Linked DNA regions of Homo sapiens: region 2 is linked to region 1. The links are chromatin loops, found by intact Hi-C in ENCODE. Cell type or tissue: heart left ventricle. All regions are shown on one strand. Links, peaks and the distances in the headings refer to the core of each region. The heading gives the core; the rest is flanking DNA.

Evidence for each region. Hi-C counts contacts between places; a loop is a spot of excess contacts. Peaks named below come from ENCODE experiments on the same cell type or tissue, not always from the same donor. Only the 100,000 strongest peaks of a DNase experiment are listed, where the experiment ranks them.
Region 2: a loop joins it to region 1, with 1.9 times the contacts of the local background. A loop is called at or near these places in 7 of 110 quality-filtered maps.

What each region holds. Positions count from the first base shown.
Region 1 is chr6:7,037,648-7,046,535 of GRCh38, forward strand. No RefSeq gene overlaps it. Among named protein-coding and RNA genes, the nearest start is that of RREB1, 66 kb to the right of the region's middle. RefSeq lists an enhancer at 4,819-5,707. In heart left ventricle, for the core only: no CTCF peak of the experiment used is centred there; a DNase peak (open chromatin) is centred at 4,874; H3K27ac peaks cover 1,876 bases.
Region 2 is chr6:6,991,223-7,000,110 of GRCh38, forward strand. It overlaps LOC105374904 (a long non-coding RNA gene), which reads left to right and starts at 2,874. Exons shown (of 3, transcript XR_926432.1): 1 at 2,874-2,918; 2 at 3,828-3,931; 3 at 4,102-4,603. In heart left ventricle, for the core only: no CTCF peak of the experiment used is centred there; a DNase peak (open chromatin) is centred at 3,765; H3K27ac peaks cover 790 bases.

The DNA of each region.
Region 1 (8,888 bases), core at 477-8,476:
TAGATCACACCTTCTGGGGGAACTCAGCTGCCATGTCGTAAGGACACTCAAGCAGACATTTGGAAAGGCCCACGTAGTGGTGAGTAGCTAAGGCCTCCTGCCATCAGCCATGTGAGTGGGCCATCCTGGAAGATCATTCAGCCCCAGTCAAGCCTTCAGATGACTGCAATCTCATGAGAAAGCTAAGTTGCTCCCAAATTCCTGACCCACAAAAAACTGTGACATAATAAATGCTTGTTGTTTTAAGCCACTAGGTTTTAGGGTCTTTTGTTATGCAGCCATAAATAACTCATATAGACCTCTACCCTACTGTGTGCAAGGCTCTGTAAATATAATAGTATATAGAATCGCTCTATTCCTGGCCTCACAGAGCTCATCTATTAGACAATACAGACAAAAACCAATTAATATTGAGTGACAAATGCTCTAATAGGAAGAAAGAGGCCCCAGTGGGTGGGAGTTTGAGGATGGGGTAGAGATGAAAACAACCTAGCCCAGTCTGGGAGGTCATAGCTAAGTGATATCTAAGCTTTATCTCTAAAAGACAAGCAAGAATTAGCCAAGTGAAAGCTTACAAGGAGAGGGGAGACCAATCCAGGCCAATGGATTAGCATGTACTGAAGACCACATAGGCAAGATGTAGTATGTGAAATTGGAGAATTATGAGTGTGAAGTGGGGGAATAGAGGAAGAGTTGATGCCAGGTCATACAGGGCCTTGTGAGCCATATCAAAACATTTAAATTTTATCCCAAGAGCAGTAGCAATCCTTGGAGAGTTTTAAGAAGGTAAGGAAACTCACATTATCTGAGTTGCATGAATTGGCAGGAGCAAGAGTCCACACAGGGAAGAGATGATGGTGGCATGAACTGAGGTGGCAGTGATGAGGTGGAGAGAAATAAAGAGATATGCGTAATTATGGAATGGAAAGTGTTGAAGGATTAGCTGTTGTTGTGAGAGGGAATGGGAAGAATGGAAGATGATGCCAAAGCCCCTAGCTTTGGCCAATTGATGGCCAGTGGTGCCCTTCTCAGGGATAACACAAGAGGGCTTGGGGCAAAGAGGACAAGTTAGGTGTTGGACCCTTTGAGTTTGAGGTTACTCAAGCCACAGACTTGTTGTGCATACATGTGCACCCAAGAAGAAAGATACAGTCTGAAGACAGAGATTTGGAAGCCATTCACATAAAGCTGACAGTGGAAGCCCTGATAATGAATGAGATCTCTGAAAATGAGAGTGCCTTGAGATGAGAGAATAAATATATCTTTGGAAACCATGAACCCTGAAGAGACAAGCAAAGCATCATTCAGAGAGAGGAAGGAAACCAAGAGAACAGATTCATTCAAAATATCACAGCAGCAAATGATGTTGAGAAGTCAGATAAGAACTGTGAGGTGCCCCTTAACTGTAGCAACAAAGACATCGCCCAAGACCTTGACAAGCAGGTCAATTTCAGGGATGCTCTCTTGAGGTCAAGGAGTTCTTTTTTTTTTTTTGAGGCAGAGTCTCACTCTGTCGCCCAGGCTGGAGTGCAGTGGCACGATCTTGGCTTACTGCAAGCTCTGCCTCCCGGGTTCACGCCCTTCTCCCGCCTCAGCCTCCCGAGTAGCTGGGACTACAAGCGCCCGCCACCACGCCCAGCTAATTCTTTGCAGTTTTAGTAGAGATGGGGTTTCATTACGTTAGCCAGTATGGTCTCGATCTCCTGACCTCGTGATCCGCCCGCCTTGGCCTCCTAAAGTGCTGAGATTACAGGCGTGAGCCACCATGTCAGGCCATAGTTCTTAATAGTTTTAAAAATATTAGAAAGATTTATTTTTCTTTTCTTTCTTTTTTTTTTTTTTGAGATGGAGTCTAGCTCTGTAGCCCAGGCTGGAGTGCAGTGGCGCGATCTCAGCTCACTGCAACCTCTGCCTCCCAGGTTCAAGCAATTCTTCTGCCTCAGCCTCCTGAGTAGCTGGGATTACAGGTACGTGCCACCATGCCCAGCTAATTTTTGTACTTTTAGTAGAGACAGGGTTTCACTATGTCGGTTAGGCTGGTCTCGAACTCCTGACCTCGTGATCTGCCTGCCTTGGCCTACCAAAATGCTAGGATTACAGGCGTGAGCCACTGTGCCCAGCCGACTTCTCTTTTTTTTACGAAGAAGGGAGAGCTACTCAGCCACTGGCATTGCCCCCCAAAAAATTCCCTTTCTAAGCAGATACTCCTCATTGGATTAGCAAAATGGCCCCCATGTTTTCCCTAAGGCCAACAGAGAGGTCACTAAGACAGGGTCATGTGAAATATAGCAGGAGCCTCCTGCTAATGGCTCAGGAACCAAAAGAGGCGTCAATGGACATGCTTTAAAACACAACCAACTTCACCCAATGTCCTTCCAGAACACAGGAAATAAATTATTTCTTTTCAGAGAAACACAGGGGAGAGGACTTAATTTCCAGTGCTGTCACAAGTATAGGCAGAACCCTGTCCAGAAGGTCCCTAGCATGTATTTCTTTCTCTAGACAGCATAGCCTCAGTGCCTGAGTTTGATATTAGCTAATCACCCTGCGCTCATTACTTAGCCTCCTCAAATCTCCATTCCTTCATCTGTAAAATAAGGGTGAATATAGAACTCACCACAAAGGGCTGAGTAAGGATTGAGATTACTGAGCACAGTGCTTGGCACACAGTAAGAATTCGGGGGAATGTTTTTGCTATAATAGATGGTAAAGTTGTGCAATGAATATTATCACTACTAGATTCAAGTCACCATCAGAAATCTTTCTCTTTGCATTGTTTTTTGGTGTGTGTGTTTGTGTGTGTGTGTGTTTATGTCTTATGAGTAAAGTGCCAACATCTTAACAAGGTGTCTCATCTGTGCAAAAACCCAATCACTATGCTTATGAACTATAAAAGGGCTTCTCTTTGCCTTGTAACTTATGACTGCAGGTTTTTCTCAGCCCTCTCCATCACTACTTGCACCTCCACCACCCCTTTTCTGCCTGCAGCCCTGCTCTTAGAAGCAGGAGATAAGTCTCATTATTTTATTTTATTTTTTTTTGTTTTGAGACAGTCTCGCTCTGTCACCAGGCTGGAGTGCAGCGGCGCGATCTCACCTCACTGCAACTTCCGCCTACTGGGTTCAAGTGATTCTCCTGCCTCAGCCTCCAGAGTAGCTGGGACGACAGGCGCGCACCACGCCAGCTAATTTTTGTATTTTTAGTAGAGACGGGGTTTCGCCATGTTGGCCAGGATGGTCTCAATCTCTTGACCTCGAGATCCACTGGCCCCGGCCTCCCAAAGTGCTAGGATTACAAGCGTGAGCCACCACACCCAGCCTATTTTATTTTATTTTATTTTAGAGACAGGGTCTCTCTCTGTCACCCAGGCTGGAGTGCAGTGGTGCAAACTCAGCTCATTGCAGCCTCCACCTCCTGGGCTCAAGGGATCCTCCCACCTAAGCCTCCTGAGTAACTGGGACTACAGGCACACACTGCCATGTCTGGCTGATTTTTTTATTTTTTATTTTTTGTAAAGACAGGGTCTTGCTATGTTGACCAAGGTGGTCTCGAACTCCTGGCCTCAAGCCGTCCTCCCATCTCGGCCTCCCAAATTGCTGAGATTACAGGTGAGAGCCACCGCACCTGGCCTCATTATTCTCATCACACACCTGATGTCTAGTATAGTATAGTGCCTGGTACGTAGCAGTACATCAATAATGCTGTGGGATGAGTTAATAATAAATTCCAAGTGTATCCCCCAAAAGGTACTTATTATAGCAGAGAAATGTTGCTTCTAGGAGCAGAAAATGTCCTCTATGAGGAGCCAAGGAAAGGTTGGGGAGTCTGAAGAGAGAAGGACCTGAGGCTTGCACCATATTCTGGATGAGGAGCATGGAGATCACTCTCAAATGAAGTTTGGCCAGATAGTGAGCAAAGCAACAGAGCAGCCAGACTGCTCAGCAGGAAGAAAAGATAACAGCTCTGTGGGGTTTTTTTTGTTTTTGTTTTTCCCCTTGCAGGGTAACTCCCTTCATAGGCAACAGACCAGAGAGAGCAGTTGAAGATGAATGTGTCTCTCTTGGCAAATGCTGAGGAGCGTGCACTTCTATCTCATCATTAATCAGGAGGTAGAAGAGAGAGGGTTCTGGTGACCAGTGATGATTTGGGAACACCAAAAAAGACAAACAAACTCCAAACATAATCCAGTGAAAACCCAACAAATTACATGACATTTCAAACCCAGCAGGAGACAAAACGCAGACCCCAAAGAGGAAGTGATGTATTCACCCTAGCCAAACAAAGAGGTCGACACTTTGAAGAGGAAAAAGAAAATCAAGTACAAAGGGACAGCCTAAATTCCTTAAAAGAGCATGGAGGTTGTGACTGAGATCCCATTCCTGGCCTCTGAATCCTGTCTCCCACAACCAGTCAAGCCTGTGGTGATCCATGGACTACCATGTTCTGGAATGAACCAAGAGAAATTAAAGCCTCCTCTCCTCGGAGACAAAACTTCATGCAAACGACATCACTTGAAGTCACCATGGAAAAGAATAGATGGAGTGGGGAGGGGGCAGCATGGAATGAATAGTGGGAAAGGTGACCAAAAGACCTTGAACGATATTCATTCAAAGATAGGCCTCAAGTTGACAATAAAGATGGAATCTTCCATGTAATGCTGCTTTGCAGTAATCAGATCTCTAATCCCAGTTATCGCAAAGAAATGCAAACATGAATGAGGTATTGCCAATGTCTCTAGGGGAATTGCATTTTCATCCTTCATTTAACTGAGAAACTGAGGTGCAAAGAAATGAAGGAAATCGCTTAAAGGATGACAGTGTGAGTCAGCAGCCCGACCAGGAAGCCGGGGCTGCGACTCCTCACTTCCTGGTTTTCTCTACAAATATGAAGAGTACATTCCCTTCCTCTCAGAATCGGTTTGTGGCAGCAGTTCTCTAGCTTAGAAAGGCAGCTTTCCAGGAGAGAAGGCACGGGCATTCGGCTCCTGCTGGGGAGGGGCGAGGTAACCCGACATCAGGTCCACAGGTCCACAGAAACTGAAATTTCTTCCAAGATGAGGCTTTCCCCTTCCTTCGCCTGGAAAACCAATTTGCGCTGATGCCCTGACTCCCTCTCCTTAGAGTGTCCTCCCTGCTCACCATTCTAAGGCAGCGGCTGCACAAATTAGCAGTGCTCTTTGTCCCTAGAGCTCCAGAATCCGATTGTGTTCCAGTGTGTGCCGCAGGCCTCGATGTGTGCTGTGCATTGTAAAACACTGGCACGTGCTTCTGCAAAGAATTTTGTTCTTCTTAACAGCCACCAGAAAGTTTGTTTGGCCATCCATCCCACTGAAGCAAAAAAGGAGAAGAAAGAGAAGAAAAGGCTGTGAACCGCTTATTAGAAGCTTCCAAAGCTGAGTGGAAGTTTAACCAATTTCAAGGAAAGCACACACACACTAAACCCCCCACTGTTTGAGGACTTTCCACGTTTGCATGCACTGGAGCTGGACTCTGGAGCAAAGGGCAGCAGTGATTATTCTAGAGGTTATGTCATAGATGGTGTAACATTATCTTCTGCCCACTGGGATCTTATCAGCCATGTGTGCCTGGTCTATTTTGAGACCCATCTGAGCCTGCTACCTGGGACATGGGTAGTGTTAACAAATCAACATATGGCTGACAAGAGTTTAACCTGCCTCGTCTGGTGAAGAACAGTCAGAGCAAACTGTCTGTCAGCAGCAGCAGCTGAACTTGTGATATGAAATATTGCTTTCTTGCCTAAAAGCAGGACAGAGAAAGAAAAAGAAAAAAGAAGCAAAAGAAATATTGCTTTGTCTTCCAAATAAAATTTAGAGGCTCAGTGTAAACTGCAACTGTGACCCCAATCAACCAAGTAGGTGAAACACACACACACACACACAGAGACACACACACATCTTTTTACTTAGATAGCTTTGTTATTCAGCAAGAAGACAAATTATTAAAAAGTTGCCGGGCACAGTGGCTCACCATGCTGTAATCCCAGCACTTTGGGAGGCTGAGGCGGGTGGATCTCCTGAGGTCAGGAGTTCGAGACGAGCCTGGCCAACATGGCCAAACCCTGTCTCTACTAAAAATATAAAAATTAACTGGGCGTGGTGGCAGGCGCCTGTAGTCCCAGCTACTCTGGAGGCTGAGGCAGGAGAATCGCTTGAACCCGGGAGGCAGAGGTTGCAACGAGATCCCGCCACCGCACTCCAGCCTGGCAACAGAGTGAGACTCCGTTTCAAAATAATAATACTAATAAAATAAAAAAATTAAAAGTTGAGCTCTTTCCACGAGTGAGGGCTGAGAGCTGGCATCCTAGGCAGGCAGGCCAGACCCAGGGTGTGCAATGGCCCTATTTGTTGCCTTGGTCTTACGTACGGAAGACCTCGGCTTCTCTCTTTGCCATTAGCAGGAGTCGAATTCTCAGGGCCTAACCTCACGTTCTATTTTCAGCTATTTCCACAAAGCGTGCAGCCTCTTAGTCTGCCGTCTTCCTGCTGTCCCTCACCCTCCAGGCCAGCAGCAGTGCCGGCCACCTGCCAGTAGCACCTGCTCCCTGCCCTGCTGCCTTGCTGTTTCCTTGGGTCCAGAAAGCCGTCCCTTCCTCCCAACTCTCAAATATAAGTGGCTTCCAGGCAGGCACGGTGGCTCACACCTGTAATCCCAGCACTTTGGGAGGCCAAAGCAGGAGGATCACTTGAGGCCAGGAGTTCAAGACCAGCCTGGGCAACATAACAAGACCCCATCTCTACTTTTTGAATAACTTTTTCTACTTTTTGATAAACTTTTTAAGTGGCTTCCTCTTATTTGTCTACCCAGCGAGTGGTGACGATTTATGTAGTGTAGGGGAGATCTCAGAAGCTGTCAGCCTGAAACACCTGGCCTTTGTCTTCCTGAAGAGAGGGGTTTATTTCTGGCAGACAATCCTACTGGATTTAAAGTTGGGGTGGTTAGAGAGGCTGCTTCTTCATCCATCTTGAAGTGGACATGATGAGGAAAAAATACACTGAGGAAAATGGCCAGTTAAAGACTTCATTATTGGCCGGGCGCAGTGGCTCATGCCTGTAATCCCAGCACTTTGGGAGGCCGAGGTGGGCAGATCACCTGAGCTCAGGAGTTCGAGATCACCCTGGCCAACATGGTGAAACCCCGTCTCTACTAAAAATACAAAAATTAGCCAGGCATGGTGGCAGGCACCTGTAATCCCAGCTACTCGGGAGGCTGAGTCCAGAGAATCACTTGTACCGGGAGGCAGAGGTTGCAGTGAGCCGAGACTGTGCTACTGCACTCCAACCTGGGTGACAGAGCGAGACTCTGTCTCAAGAATTAAAAATAAATAAAGACTTTAGCTGATGGTAATATGGCTCAGGGTCCTACAAAGCTCATAGAAAGTGAGAGGTGCCTTCTCGTCAAAGTACCTAAGAAAGGCTGGGTGGGAAGAGAAACCAAGAAGATTCTCCACTTTTTTAGCCACCATACGTGCCAAATAGTGGAATCTTCCAGGGTGCATGTGTTATTTGTGACTCAATAGCTATTGTGTGCAACAGCCTCTTCATTGACTTCTCCTCAGACAAGTCATAAAAAAAAAAAAAATCTCCCTTTCTTTCAGGAAAGTTAGAAATTCATTTGCCTCCAAAATAATTTTCTCTTCTTTCAGGTAGAGAGACCTAAATAAGTCTTTCAAAGTCTCCCTTTTTTTGATGACTATTTCTAGAAGTAAGAGCCAGAAAGGGCAGAATAATTAGGTTAAGTCACATCTAGCCCTGTGCCATCTGTGCATGGAGTGTGCGGATGATCTCGGTAGCGGTTAAGCCACTTACTAACCTCCTATCCACTGGGAAGTGATGAAGGAAGAAGTGACTAATGATGCTAAGGAGACAGCTGTCCTTATTTGGGCTCAGTTTACAGCAATTCTTGCCTTTGCAAAGATAACCAGGGGTTCAAAGCATGACATCTAAGAGTTGGTGAGGAAGCCCCATCTGTGCTAGTTAGGGCTTTGGAGTCACAGACTTGGGTTCTAATTCTAATTCTGTCACTCACTGGCTGCATGACCTTAAATTACTTAGCCTTGTTAAGCGTAGATTCCTCATCTGTAAAATATGGAAGAAGAAGCTTTGCCTCTTAGGGTTGTTGTGAAGATTAGCATAAAATGCCAGGTGCAGAATAAGGGCTTAGTAAGTGGCAAATTATTATTGGGGAATAAAATAAATGAAGAGGATTTTGTTAATAAACAAGATTCTTCCAACTAATCCCACCTTCAATTATGATTTGGGAGCTCAGTGTATCATCCTTCGCACTGGAACCCTGCTCAGCAATGATGCCATCTGCTTGTTTGCTTGCTGTAATAATCCAAGACTAAAGACCCTTAAAAAAAAAAAAAAAAAAAAAAAGATACCCTGCTGAAGGGAAAATTATACAGGGCAAGTAGAGATATTCAGAGTAAAAATATACTTAGTAATAAAACCTTCTGTGTCACTATGAACACCATTTGTGTTTCTGACAAGTACCACTCAATTTTGTTTTCATGACCATAAAAAATTCCAGCAGAGACGTAGATCTTCAGTATTTCAGGTCTGGTAGTGTGCATGGATTGTAAAACCTTTTCTTGGCTTTGGGCACCAAAGTAGGTTAGGTAATAAAGAAGTTGCAAAGAAGAGATGTTTGGAGTTTCCAGTTTTGATAGCCAAATGATAAAACAAATGTGATGAGAGCATAGAGTTATCCCCAACACCGTTATATCCCATAAAATCAATCAAAAAATTATGTTACATAAAATAAGGATAGAGAGAGAAAGAGAGAGAGAGAAAGAGAATGTCTGCTTTACTAAATTGATTTTCTCTCTCTTCAGAGTTGGTTCTCCTTTTTTGACCCCCACCACATATA
Region 2 (8,888 bases), core at 416-8,415, 46 kb before region 1:
CACCTGAGGTCAGGAGTTCGAGACCAACCTGGTCAACAAGCTGAAACTCCATCTCTGCTAAAAAATGCAAAAATTAGCTGGAAATGGTGGTGTGCTCATGTAGTCCCAGCTACTGGAGAGGCTGAGGCATGAGAATTGCTTGAACCTGGGAGGCAGAGGTTGCAGTGAGCAGAGATCGCACCACTGTACTCCAGCCAGGGCGACAGAGTGAGACCCTGTCTCAAAACAAACAAAAAAATTAGCTGGGCATGGTGACACACGCCTGTAGTCCCAGCTACTTGGGAGGCTGAGGTGGGAAGATCCCTTGAGATCAGGAGGTCAAGGATGCAGTAAGCTCTGACCATGCCACTGCACTCCAACCTGGGGACAGAGCAAGACCCTGTCTCTAAAAAATATTTTTTAAATAAAAATAATTCTTAAAAATAAAGACCACAGGCCAAGCACGGTGGCTCACGCGTGTAATCCCAGCACTTTGGGAAGCTGAGGCAAGCAGACCATGAGGTCAAGAGATCAAGACCATCCTGGCTGAGATGGTGAAACCCCATCTCTACTAAAAATACAAAAAATTAGCTGGGCGTGGTGGCACGGGCCTGTAGTCCCAGCTACTTGGGAGGCTGAGGCAAGAGGATCACTTGAACCCAGAGGCAGAGGTTGCAGTGAGCCAAAATCGCGCCACTTTACTCCAGCCTGGCAACAGAGTGAGACTCCATCTCAAAAAACAAACAAACAAAAAATAAAGACCACAAAAGTCATGTCAAAAGAACTCAAGAACCAAATTAAAGTGGTTTCCACTAGAAAAAGATAGAACAATTTGAGCCTCAAAAATGAACTACAACTGGGGCTGGGCACGGTGGCTCACACCTGTAATTCCAGCACTTTGGGAGGCGAAGGCAGGTGGATCACTTGAGGTCAGGAGTTCGAGACCAGCCTGGCCAACATGGCAAAACGCTGTCTCTACTAAAAATATAAGAAAAGTAGCCGGGCATGGTGGTGCTTGCCTGTAATCCCAGCTACTTGGGAGGCCGAGGCAGGAGAATCACTTGAACCTAGGAGGAGGAAGTTGTAGTGAGCCGAGATCATGCCACTATACTCCAGCCTGGGTGACAGAGCAAGACTCTTGTCTCAAAAAAAGAAAAAAAAAAAAAAAAAAGGAAAGAAAGAAAGAAAAAAGAACTACAATTGACTGAAGCTCAAATATGTTTTAATGCATGAAGTCATATTGATTTTCTTTTTTAAAAAAATGAATTGGCCACCTTTAAAGGATGATAGGGTGCTAGAGAACCAATTTTCATGAATTTAAGAACTAATAAAGGGAAAGAACCAAACATTTATCTTGCCTTTCTATTATAGCCTGACCAACCTGTAATTAAAAATAGCTAAGGGGAAGAGTGTCCTTATTAAACTATTCCAATTTCCAAAAAAAAAAAAATTTAAATAGGCTGGGCACAGTGGCTCATGCCTGTAATCTCAGCACTTTGGAAGGCTGAGGCAGAAGGATTGCTTGAGCTCAGGAGTTTGAGACCAACCTGAGCCACATAGCAAGACCTCATCTCTACTAAAAAAAAAATTTTAATTAGCCAGGCATGGTGGCACTCACCTGTAGTTTCAGCTACTCAGAAGGCTGAGGTGGAAAGATCTCTTGAGCCCAAAATATTGAGGCTACAGTAAGCTATGATTGCACCACTGTGCTCTAGCATGGGTGACAGCAAGACCCTGTCTCTAAAAAAAATAAAATAAAATAAAATAAAAAGGTTTTGTTTTAAAAGAAATGGCACAATTACAATATCACCATTTTGTAACTTCCAAGGAATTAATGGGTCTAGGCAATGATTATCCATAGCTGCTATCATCAAAAAAATAAAGTCCACCAGATATTAGTGCCTTCTGATAAAAGAATGTCACAGGTGATGCTGCGTATGTCATAATGGATCACATTATGACACATGCTATATCAAATTTTCTCATTTTGGAGATGCTAAATTTGATCACTTGGTTAAGGTGGTGAATGCATGTGATTTTGACCTGGAGAAGATTATTTTTAAAAATAAAAGAGCCGGGCGCAGTGGCTCACGCCTGTAATCCCAGCACTTTGGGAGGCCGAGGCGGGCAGATCACAAGGTCAGGAGATTGAGACCATCCTGGCTAACACGGTAAAACCCCGTCTCTACTAAAAATTAAAAAAAATCAGCCGGGTGTGGTGGCACACACCTGTAGTCCCAGCTACTCAGGAGGGCGAGATAGGAGAATCACTTGAACCCGGGAGGCGGAGGTTGCAGTGAGGCGAGATTGTGCCAAGGCACTCCAGCTCGGGCGACAGAGCGAGAGTCAATCTCAAAAAAAATAATAAAAAAAATAATAAAAGAGATGTTTTTTCAAAAACAGAGGAAGTCACCCAGGATCCATTCTGGCAAGGTGGCAGAGCACAAGGAAGGGAGATGTCTACCTTTCAAGGGTAACTTGGCAGAGGTTCTCACAGCAATGCCTCACACCCAGTGTTGGCAGCAGTCAGTATTCTACTGGAACAATCTGGCAATGTGATCAATGTAGTTCAGCTATTGTTTTTAAGAACAAAGCTCTCCTGGAAATTTTCTGAGCTACTTAGTTGCTATTACTAGATTTTTTTTTTTCCTAGCATGGATTCTGTTGTTTGTAACTAAAAGACCTGACTGATACAGGATCCAAAAGATTGACAACTGTGTGTGTGTGTCTGTGTGTGTGTGTGTGTGTGTGTGTGCCCTCACATTCAAATTAATGAGTCTCCAAAATGCTATTGATTTCTCCAAATGCATTTTAAAAACCTAGGTTGAATGACAAGAAGTTATTTAACTTGATTGATGATTGCCTCAGAAAGCCTTGAGGAAGATAAACAGAAGCTTGGCTGTCCTGGAACTCTGTATTTCACAACTGTTGGAGTGCATGTACAGTAATCTTTGATTTTATATAAGCCTGACAAGAGAGTGAGCATGACAAGCCTTTCTCAGAAAATTCTTAAAGAATCATTTGTTCTCAGCTGGGCATGGTGGCTAACGCCTGTAATCCCAACACTTTGGGAGGCCAAGGTGGGGGTATTGCTTGAGGCCAGGAGTTCAAGACAAGCTTGGGCAACATAGTGAGACCCCATCTCTAGAAAAAAAGTTAAAAACTTAGCTGGGCACGGTGCTTCATGCCTGCAGTCCCAGCTACCTGGGAGCCTGAGGTGGAAGGATCACTTGAACTCAGGAGTTAGAGGCTGCAGTGACCTATGATCAAACCACTGCACTCCCACCTGGGTGATAGGGCAAGACTCTGTCTCAAAAAAATGAATTTATTTATTATTATTATTATTATTATTTAATTAGAAAAAAATAGAGATGGGATCTCGCCATCTTGCCCATGCTGGTCTTGAACTCCTGGACTCAAGGGATCCTCCCCCTCGGCCTCCCAAAGTGCTGGGATTATAGGCATGAGCCACCATGCCCAGTCAAAAAAAAATGTTTAATTAAAAAAAAAGAATTGTTTGTTCTGGAAGCAATTAAGTCTAAAAGCCCACTCAGTGTTACTGTTGATTCCATATTTGCATGTCTCTTCTGTACCACACTTTCTGGTAGTCTCTACAGGTTATTTTGCATATATTATATTGTGGTAAACTGTAACAGTGTTCCAAAATATTCACTGCCTCTGCCAGGAGAGAATTCTATTTTCTCTTCCCAGTCCTGTCAGGCTTGGCCATGTGACTTGCTTTGGCCCACGAAAGGTGAGGAGAAGTAACGCAGGTCACCCTGGGCTCTAACAGCCGGTGTGGGCTCTGCCAAGCTCTCTCTGTCCTCAGCTTCTCTCTGGTGTTCCAGATACAACCTTTCAGTCAGCATGAGTCCCAAGGGAAGATGACTTGGAGCGGAGCCTCAGCGCATCCACAATGGTCGTAGGGCATCAATATATGAGGGATAACGTGGTAAGACACTGAGCTGGGGAACCCCGTGCAACCTACTCTATCCTGCCTAATACGGTATTCATTGCTTATGATTGATAATAGCTACTATTTCATCAGCACTGTTTGTAAACCAAGCACTTGTGTTCTTACAACATTATTATGAAGTAGATATTCATTTCTCCACTTTACAGGTGAGGAAACAAGACCTGTAGAGATTAAGGAACTTTAGACCTGAGTTTAACCAGCTTTGAGACCTGGGCCTGAGTCTGTCTAAGGCTGAGGCTCTTGCCTCATGTTGGAAAACCAGCTACATTGGAAAACCTCCTGCATATCCTCCACAGCATTTGTGATCTCTTCCCTGAGCTCACAGAAGCACCCAGCAAATGCTTACAAATGACTAACTGAAGGGCAATGACTTGAGCACAGCTGCTGAATATGTGAATGAAGAAATGACTACAGCCAGTTCCTGACTTGCAACAGTTCCACTTACGATTTTTTTTCCTTTACAATGGTGCAAAAGCAGTAGGTATTCTCTACACATCTCAGCATATGGGGATATGTCTGATATCCCCATCCTAAATTGAAAATACCATAAGTCAAAGGTTCAATATTTTCGCCGGCCACACTGGCTCACGCCTGTAACCCCAGCACTTCGGGAGGCTGAGGCAGGTCACTTGAGCTTAGGAGTTTAAGACCAGTTTGGACAACATAGTGAAACCCTGTCTCTACAAAAAAAGATAAAACTTAGCCAGGTATGGTGGTGCATGCCTATAGTGCCAGCTATTCAGGAGGCTGAGGTGGGAGTATCACTTGAGCCTGGGAGGTGGAGGCTGCAGTGAGCCAAGATCATGCCACTGCACTCCAGCCTGGGCAACAGAGCCAGACCCTGTCTCAGAAAACAACAAAACAAAAGGTACAATATTTTCAACTTAGGATGAGCTTATCCAGACATAACCTCATCGTAAGTAGAGGAGTGTCTGTATTTGTTGAAAACTGCATTAGGTAAAACTGTCTAGAATCTCTCATGTAATACAAAAAAGATACAGACCATATCTTCAAAAACTAGATAATAAAGAGGTGAAATGGACCAAATATAATATTTAGAAGTGGTGTTGGAAGAAGGCCACACATTGGCCAGAGGACTAGACCAGGAATCCAGGGTCTGCATTCTAGTTCCTCCTACAGCTGTGTGCTGTTGGTAATCATTTTAACCTCTCTGAGCCTGTTCCATCACACAAAAAGATACTAATAAAACCAGTTCTAGGTGTCGAATGAAATAATATATGTGCTATGTTATGAATGTGTTTCCCAAAATTCATACGTGGGAAACTTAATCCCCAATGCAGCAGTGTTGGGAGGTGGAGCCTCTGAAGAGATCTTCAGGTCACAAGGGCTCTGCCCTCATGAATGAATTAGTTCCCTTTCAAAATGGGCTTTCAGTAGTGGGTTCATTCCTTCCTGCTCTTCTGCTATGTGAGGACACAGGTCCCTCTCCTCCAGAGGACACAGCAAGTGCCATCTTGGCAGCAGAGAGCAGCCCTTGCCAGATGCTGGAGCCTTGATCTTGGACTTCCCAGCCTCCAGAACTGAGAAATAAATGTCTCTTCTTTATAAATTACTGAGTCTCAGGCATTCTGTTATAGCCGCACAAAATGGACTACGACAACATGTAAGTCACTTTAAATTCTACAGTGGGTTGAAATGTCCCAGCATGGGGCCTGTCTGAACAGGAAAGTGGGTAAGTTCAGAAGAGGACTAGAAAGATGCTTCATCCAAGGGCTATAACCCTTTGTGGCGGGGCACTTGAAGAACATAGACTTTTTGAGTTACTGAAGTGTCTCTTTTATAGAATATATAATGCATATTGATTTTTTTTATTTTGTTGAAACTTCTTGATTTAAGAAGCATGCCACAAATTGCTATAAAGTTATAAAAGAGTAAGAAATTACTAAATTGGAGGCATCTCCTGTACAATCTAAAATTCAGGACCCCTTGTGAGAGGTCACTTGCTCCCTGTCGCCATGGAGGGGCATGGGATCTGTGCGTAAACATAAAATCTCTATGCACACATGTGTACACTTGCAATTAAGCCAAAGAATCTGCAGAGTATGTTTAAACCAGTGTAACACACCTCTCAGTCATCTTCACCCCAAAACGCTTTACAATGGAAATGGACTTTGTGCTCTGGGTTACTGAATTCTAGTCTTGGAAATATCCTCAAGCACGTGGAAAAGGAACTCGCACTTACTGAGTGCCCTCTGCGTGTCACAGACTTTACATAGGTTATCTCTAATGCTTATAGCAACCCTTCCAGATCTGAAGTTTAAGAGGCTTATATAACCTGCTCAAGGTCACACAGTTAGCAGGTGACAAAAGATAGATAACAAAAGCTACTGAAATCCTAGTTTATCTGACCCCAAAGCCTAGGTGCTTCCTCCTAGACCAGGGGGTTGGCAAATTACAGCCCATGGGCTAAGTCCTGCCCACCACCTTTGTTTTTGTACCACCTGTGAGTCAAAAACATTCTTTACATTTTTAAACAGTTGAGAAAAAGAAGAAGAATTTGTGGTGCGTTAAAACAATATGAAATTCAGATTTCAGTGTCCACATGTAAAGTTTTGTTGGAATGCGGCCCTGTCTATTTATTTACCTATCGTGTGTGGCTACTCTTGCACCACGATGACAGAGCTGATTGGCTGCAACAAAAACCATATGGCTGGCAAAGTCTAAAGTGTTTGCTTCCCTGGACCTTTTAATTTTTTTTCTTTAAGTAGAAATGGGATCTCACTATATTACCCAGGCTGGCCCCAAACCCCTGGTCTCAAGTGATCCTCTTGCCTCGGCCTCCTAAAGTACTGGGATTACAGGTGTGAGCCACTGCACCTGGCCTGCTTCCCTGGACCTTTACAGAAAAACTGTGCCTCCCCCTGCTCTAGAGCCTGTAGCCCTGTAGGTGATCCTTTTACGGATGAGAAAACAGAAGTCCACAGAGATTTAATAACCGTGTCCCAAGTTAAACAATCTTGGGAGAGATGCAGGTCTGACAGATGAGAAATCCTAAATCATAAATGTGCTGAGTTTCAAAGAAGCTCATAGATGGGTCAGCAAACCTGGCTGACCGCGATGGAGAGAGTGAGTGAGTGGAGTGGAGCAGAGCAGCCCAGAAGCTGCAGAGGTCATAGCAGAAATTCGGGCTCTGGTGGAGAATGATGCAATCAATTTGGGAATCTGAAATGACAAAGAGACAGAATATCCTGCCAGGAAGACACTGTCATCTGCAGCGTGGAGGCCGGATTAAAGGAGAGCACTCAAGACTCACTTGCCAGGGCAGAGTAAATCACTCTCAGAACTTGATCTTTCACTCAGTGAAACAAATAAAAGAAAATGGTAATAAACAAAAATCGTGGTACTATTGCAATTAATTTGTTCATAACATATTAAGAGAACGTTTATAAAATATGATTGTTTTTGTAAAAGAAATTGCATATGTATTTGTGTGTGTGTATCCATAGGAAAAAGCAAAGATAGATTTACATCAGCTTTCCAATGGTAGCTACTTCTACAGAGAGAGAGAAAAGAGAGGAGGGAAGCTCTCGTGTTCTATTTTATACAAAATTATATCATTTGAATTTTTATCTTGAGAACATAATATTTGCAAAAACTTAAAAACAAAATAAGTGATCTGTTATCTGTAAAATAAATAGACTGTAAAAGATTGTTTAGTGTCAGTGTGGAAGTCACTAGGAGGTAGCCCCCAAAAGCCATTAGGCTGGTAAAAATCTAAGCAAAGCCTGTAAACCAGTTCATTGCAAGATCTGTAAACTAATTAGCTGTATGATGCCAATACCAATTTCCTGGTTTTGATCAGCATATAATACTACATAAGATGTCACCATTGCAGAAGCTGAGTGATGAGTGCATGGGACCTCTTAACACTGTTTTTGCAACCTTTTGCTTTTTAGAAGTTTAAAATTGAAAATTGAAAATTGAAAAAGAGCCGAGCATGGTGGCTCACGCGTGTAATCCCAGCACTTTGGGAGGCTGAGGTGGGCAGATCAGTTGATGTCAGGAGATCGAGATCAGCCTGGCCAACACGGCAAAACCCCATGTCTACTAAAAATACAGAAATTAGCCAGGCATGGTGGTGTGTGCCTGTAATCCCAGCTGCTAGGGAGCCTGATACATGAGAATCACTTGAACCTGGGACACAGAGGTTGCAGTGAGCCAAGATCGTGCCACTGCACTCCAGCCTGGGCAACAGAGTGAGACTCTGTTTCAAAAAAAAAGAAAAAGAAAATTTTAAAAGCGGCTGAGCATAGTGGCTCATGCTTGTAATCCCAGCACCTTGTGAGGCTCAGGTGGAAGGATCACTTAAGCCTAGGAGGTCGAGGCTACATTGAGCCCTGATCTCGCCATGGCATCCTAGCCTGGGTGACAGAGTATAACCCATCTCAAAAAAAAATAAAAAAAAGAAAGTTTTAAAAGAAAACTACTAGGTGGAACTACATGAAGTTGTAATATTGGACTGTTTTTGACCCACAAATATGGCAATTTCATATAGTTAACTCTACAGTTAATCTAGGGAAAGGTGTAGCTGAATTAACTGTATTTGAACCTGTCTGAAAGAGCTTTGGCAACAGATGGAGGCCGTCTGCATGGGGTATGGCAGCTTCAATTCAGCAAGCCTCCTGAGGACTTCATGGTTTCGAGGGGCAGCTGTGGTCCTGGGGTTCAGCTCCCTCTATTCTGACTCCCCCCTCACTAAGCAGCACTGGTGCTGGGAACATGGGTTCCCCAGTCCCTGGGAAGATACGCAGCTCTTGACATGCAGGCTGATGATCCTTCCCTGAAAAGTTTTGTTAGCAAAAGCTGCGCAGCTGGAAGAGTTCTGGGTGAGTGGACAACATTATGCTTCAGGTCCTAGAAAGCTGAGGATAACCCTTAAGAGTGTGGTGGTCACAAGCCAGCACCACCCCTC